Linked DNA regions of Homo sapiens: region 2 is linked to region 1. A link is a loop called in an ENCODE intact Hi-C map of the cell type or tissue named here. Cell type or tissue: heart left ventricle. All regions are shown on one strand. Links, peaks and the distances in the headings refer to the core of each region. The heading gives the core; the rest is flanking DNA.

Region 1 (2,918 bases), core at 235-2,734:
GACTGGATTGGCTCTTAGGGGAATGAATTAGTTCCCATGAGAGTGGGCTGTTATAAAACCAGAACAACCCTTGGGTTTGATCCCCCTGTGCACATGCCTTCTCCCCTTTTGACCTTTTCTGCCATGTTTCAACACAACACAAAAGCCCCCACCAGGAGCTGAGCAGATGTCAGCATGATGCTTCTTGAACGGCCTGCAGAACCATGAGCCAAATAAACCTCTTTCCTTTATAAACTACTCAGCCTCAGATATTTCTTTATAGCAACACTAAATGCACTAAGACACAGTGAAAGGATATATAACTGGGACCATGAATGAGTTTCATGGGGACCTACATACCCAACCTAAAAATGCACTCAAATTTGGGTTCAAACATGTAGATGCATCTCTCTAGATAGATAATCCCCAAGTTTTTTCAGATTCTTAAATAATGAATGTGATCCCAATAGCTGAAGGCCTGTTAAGACTTGTCTCCCTATAGACAGGGAAAAATTCAGTTTGGCCTTTCATCTCTATTCAGATCTGACCAGCCATAGGACATTGAAGAGGGCATTGAAATGATGAGACCTAAGTCTGGGACTTTGGTCCCTGAAGCATGACCTAAGAACATGACGGTCCAGGTGATACCAACCCTTCTGAGCCATCACTCATCACATGTACTGTCCCAGTGTCACTCAGAAGCTGGTTCCTCCTAGATTCTACCCTAAAGAAAGCCAAAACCCTGTCAAACAGCACTTCAGGGTATCAGAGACATGGCTGTAACTGGAACCCTGACCTCCATTAAGCAAATGAAAAACCAGTTTTCTAACATCTTAGGCTCAAATGGTCCCTGTTCCCCTCTCTAAATGCCTTTCTTGCCATGTTTCTCCTTGTTCTTCTTTGTTCTGGCCTATTTTAAGTTCCCAAAAATCTGTGCTTCTGCCCTCTATAGAAGTTTTGCTATGTTGTTCCACCTCCCTAAGACTCTATTCCACTCTCCCTTCAACTCTCCCTTCAACTAATGAACTTATCCTTCAGAGCTTAACCTCAATCACTACTTCCCAGGCTAAGGAAATCCTTCTGATAACAGGAAATCCTTCTCAGAACATTTAGGAAATTGATTTTGTTATGCTTATATGTGATTATTTGATTAGCATCTGCCTCCCTCCTCCAATAATAATTCTAGTAAAAGCCAATGTTATTTAAATGTTTACTAAGTGCCAGGCACCATGGAAATCTCTTGACATGTATACATTTGTTAGCACAACAGTCTCATGAGGAAAATGGAGCACAAAAGCAAAACAACGGAACTGTGATTCCCTAGCTAGCGAGAGGCAGTGGTGGGATATAATCCTACACAGTGGTAGGATATAATCCCACACAGTGGTAGGATATAATCCCAGCTACAACTACACTGGCCTGAAGCTCCATGTCTTTGTTTTCACTGTTGGTACTCCCGCACCCAGCACAAGGTCTGATGCTTAATGGGAACTCCAATGGTATTGATTGACTAAATGGACTTGCCTTGCCTTGCCTTGACCTGCTTTGACATGTGGCATCCAGACTTAGACAACTTTAAAAATCACCTTCACCAACCCCAACAGATGAGGAATAGAAGACCCAGAGAAGGAATGTGTTTCCCTCAAGGTAAACACATTTCCATCACACAGAACCAGGACTGGAAGCCAAATCTCTAACACAACCCAGTGTTCTTTCCACTGCATTAAATGAAAATCCAAGTTTCCCACAGTGTAAAAACACTTAAGTATTTTTAAACCAATAAAGGACCATCACTTCCTTTCCCTATTCTAACTTTGCACTGAAATCAGAAAAGAAAAAAGATGGGTGGGTAAGGAAACAAAACTATTTCGTTAGTGATGTGTATTTGGAGAAAATCACAGGGATTAGAAAAAATTGTGACTTATACAAATGGCTCCTTAAAAAATTATTTTTTTCTATTTCTTACTAGTGATGAACACTGTTTAACTCAGAATAGCTTTGCTTTAGCAAGTCCGTGTCTTTAACTTACAATCCTTTCAATGCAATTCTCTGTAATCAATTTCTTTTGTTAGCTCAATGGCAGTTTCACTTGTGCTGATCTTTATTTATGCAGAGCTGCACCACAGTGGGGGTCTCCATGGGCCTGCAATGATCGAGCTTGACCATCAGAAAGACCCTCCTCATGGCTGGGGAGACACTATGCATGTAACTCCTAACAGACATTGTTCTCCAGGGACTGGGAAGGAAACAGCATGTTTCTAACACAAGTTCATCAGTACTCAGAGATTCTTCAGAGCAAAATAATACTCATTTAAAGAATACATTTATCAGCAGCATAGAAGCAGTACCTGACAGCCTGAGTTCAAACCTCAGCAATACCAATTACTAATCCCAGGACCTTGAGCAAGATACTTACCTTTTCTATTCCTTGGTTTCCTCATTGGGAGGTAAAAGTAAACATCTCACTCATATGAAATTCATATGAAAAATGAACAAGATAATATAACTCTGAAGCTAGCAGGTAGGAAATGCTCATTTAAAGCTAGCTGTTTCTACTATCAACAAAAAGAGTCAAACTCTAAAATATTTTGAAGGGATTTATCCTGAGCCAAATATAAGTGACCACAGTCCATGACACAGCCCCAGGACATCCTGAGAACACGTGCCCAAGGTAGTCAAGATAGGGCTTGAATTTATACATCTTAGGGAGACATAAGACATCAATCAATACATGTAAGATGTTCATTGCTTCGGTCTGGAAATGCAGGACGCTGGAAGCAGGGGCTTCCAGGTCACAGGCAGATTCAAAGATTTTCTGATTAGCAATTGGTTGAAAAAGTTAAATTATTATCTAACGCCTCAGAATTAATAGAAAGCAATGTCTGAGTTAAAAAAAGCGTTTGTGGAGACCAGAGTTCCCATTATGCAGAGGAAGTCTC
Region 2 (2,918 bases), core at 127-2,626, 310 kb before region 1:
CTGAGAACCAGAAGAACCAATGGTATAAGTTTCAGTCCAAGGTTAAAGGTCTAAGAACCAGAAGCTCCAATGTCCAAGGTTAAGAGAAGATGGATGTATTAGCTCAAGCCAAGAGAGAGGGAGAAAAAGAGAGAAAAAATTAGCCCTTCTCCCACCTTTCTGTTCTATTCAGGTCCTCAACAAATTAGATGATACCTGCCCATGTCAGTGAGGTCAGATCTTCTTTACTTAGCTAACTGATTCAAATGCTAATTTCTTCTGAAAATAATCTTACAGACACACCTAGAAATAATGTTTTACCAGCTATCTGGGTATCCCTTGGCCAGCCAAGTTGATATATAAGATTAAAAATCACAGAAGGATTTTGCAATAATAAAAATGAGAAATAATAAAGTCTATACCTGAGTAGTGGAATTGGGAAATTGAGATTAGGAAGAAAAAAATTCAAGAGATATTTAGGAACTGGCCAGTTCTAGATGACTGAGGACAGAAAGAAACATGGAAGAATCTAAAATAATCCCCAGGTCTCCAGCTTATACTCCTGGGCTAATGATGGTGTTCCCTGAACTGAGGAGGACAGGAAAAGCTGGGATACAGTTACTGTGTTTGTTTTCAGACATGTTAAATTAGGCTCAAGATGGAAACATTAAAGGGAAGACTAAAAAAAAAAAAAAAAAAAAAAGGCTAAGATAAAACACTAGCAAGCTCTTCTGGACTGGAAGGCAAGAGACGGTAATTAGCACTGGGAAACAAGACTAGGAAGGGACATAAAGTGTAGGCAGTACCAAGTATGACCACCCAAGTTTCAGATAAATCCAGTATCAAGTATCAAAGCCAGCAGAGACTAATAAGAGGCAAGGTCTAGGAACCACGGGATGTCCCAGTAAATGAGCATCAATTTCCACAGAATTACAGGAATGGCTGAGGCTTTTCTCCCCATCATCTCCTTTCCAGGGTCTTTAAAGCCCAATAGTTCATACCCAGCTTCTGACAAAGAAGATGAGCAAAGCTAAGCTTTATCTATTTCAGTCCTTCTGCATTCTACTTCCAAGGAAGCATATAACCATTAAGCTGGAAAAGGGTGTCTCTATATCAAGGGAGATGGAGCTGTGTGGGTAGTGGCTTTGGGGAGCAGTCCAACCTCGGAGAAGGAGTGTGAATTACCACCCGCACACACAGAGTGGCTCTCCTCAACTGCCTGCCAAGGAAGGGATAGTTCTCAACCAAATCAGTCTGTGACTGCCAAAAGCTCTTGTGAGGGCCCAGTTTTCCAGCAGGAAACGTAACCTGAATTGGAAAACATGACTGTAAGCTGGAAAACAAACAGCTCAAAATATCTGTGTCCTGAAATGAACCATAAGCCATTCTGTCTCCAGAACTGAATCCACTTAGTCAAAGGAGCAGAGGGTCAGGGGAGCCAGCAGAAAGGAGGGTGAGAGGAAGGAAAGACCAATTGATGGAAGGAAAGAAGAAAGGAAATACAGAACAAAAGGGACATTGAGCCTTTGCTATATGCCAAGATCTGTGTGGGGAGGTCCACATTCATTTATGAAGCCTTTCAATGACTTTACGACACATGAAGAAGCTGGAACCTCTGAGGTTACTTAACTTACTCAAGATCACATAATTAGAATGGAGCAGAGCTGGAACTTGAACTCAGATTTAGTGACTCCAAAATTAACATGCTTTCACTAGATTCCTTTGCACCCTGAAAGGGGGAAAGGAGGAAGTGTTATTGGATACTACCTTGGAGAAGACTTCCTGAGCCCTTATTAGCTTTTTAAAAATTAAGGATACAGAAGTGGCCAACATCAGAGAATTCCTAGTCCCTGAGTTGCATATACAGAGAGTAACTTGAAAAATTAATCAGATATTATAGGACTATTTTTCTTTTCCAGAGAATCTTTCCTTCTCTTCCTTTTTTCTGGATTTTCCCTGACCTCCAAAGCTCCAGTTGATCCATCTGTATATGCATTTTCAATAATGATGCTTATACATGAAACTCTATAGGGTCAAAAGATTTTAAGCAATTTACCAAGCCACCTCACTGATAAATGACAGGATTAAGATTTAAACCCAGGTCATTGAACTCTTCTTTCCAAGTAATTTCTACTGTGTAATAGCTGTCTCTATAACATGTGCTTATAGGAAGGAGGTACAAGATAAACATTGACCATCAATTTGTCAGTTCTAGCTGCTGAAATATTTTAGTTACCACTATTCCATTGGTGACTCCACAGAAAATCTCAAAAGGACTGGCCAGTGACAACGAGGAAATTACTAAACTGTAAAGTGATATGCAAATGAAAGCAATTATAATTTTAATAATGGATTCTCTTGACTCAGAACCTGAAACTACAGCTACTCAAAGATGACAGTTGAAAAATATCATAAAAATAGGACATTTAACCATTTGCTTAAGAAATGATTGCCTTTCTAAAACCTGTGGTAAATGTTAAGTGACTTGCTCAAAGTCACACAGGTAGAAGATGGTAAGACAGAAATACAAACCCAAGCAATCTGTCTCCAGCAACTAAAATTAAAATCACGTCACAATTTTGCTTCTCTTTGTGCATAGACTATCCAGTGAAATGAGTAACATCATTATATATGCCTTCATTTTATAAACAAGGTAATAAGAAATTATATTTCTTATGCAAAGGACCTACAGCCAGTATGCAGTGGAGGTGAGATCTGCATTCAGGTTGTGCGATCCCAGAGTTGGCAGAATTAACCACAATGCTGCAGCTGCTACCTTATATGAAAAATAAAAGGAAGACAGAAAAACATAGAACTGGTTTAATATTCATAATTTGTAAAACATAGTTTCACAGCCTTAATTTTTTCAGCCTACTGTCACAAAATACCTTGGACTGGGTAACTTATAAACTACAGAAATGTATTACAGTTCTGGAGGC

Evidence for each region. A loop is a pair of places that touch in the nucleus more often than their neighbours do. Peaks named below come from ENCODE experiments on the same cell type or tissue, not always from the same donor. Only the 100,000 strongest peaks of a DNase experiment are listed, where the experiment ranks them.
Region 2: it touches region 1 in a loop (2.5-fold over the local background); 2 of 110 quality-filtered maps call a loop at or near these places.

Annotation. Positions count from the first base shown.
Region 1 is chr9:105,913,655-105,916,572 of GRCh38, reverse strand. No RefSeq gene overlaps it. Among named protein-coding and RNA genes, the nearest start is that of TMEM38B, 220 kb to the right of the region's middle. In heart left ventricle, for the core only: no CTCF peak of the experiment used is centred there; no DNase peak of the experiment used is centred there.
Region 2 is chr9:106,227,366-106,230,283 of GRCh38, reverse strand. All of the region lies in intron 3 of LOC107987108 (a long non-coding RNA gene), which reads right to left. Among named protein-coding and RNA genes, the nearest start is that of MIR8081, 370 kb to the left of the region's middle. In heart left ventricle, for the core only: no CTCF peak of the experiment used is centred there; a DNase peak (open chromatin) is centred at 1,179; H3K27ac peaks cover 224 bases.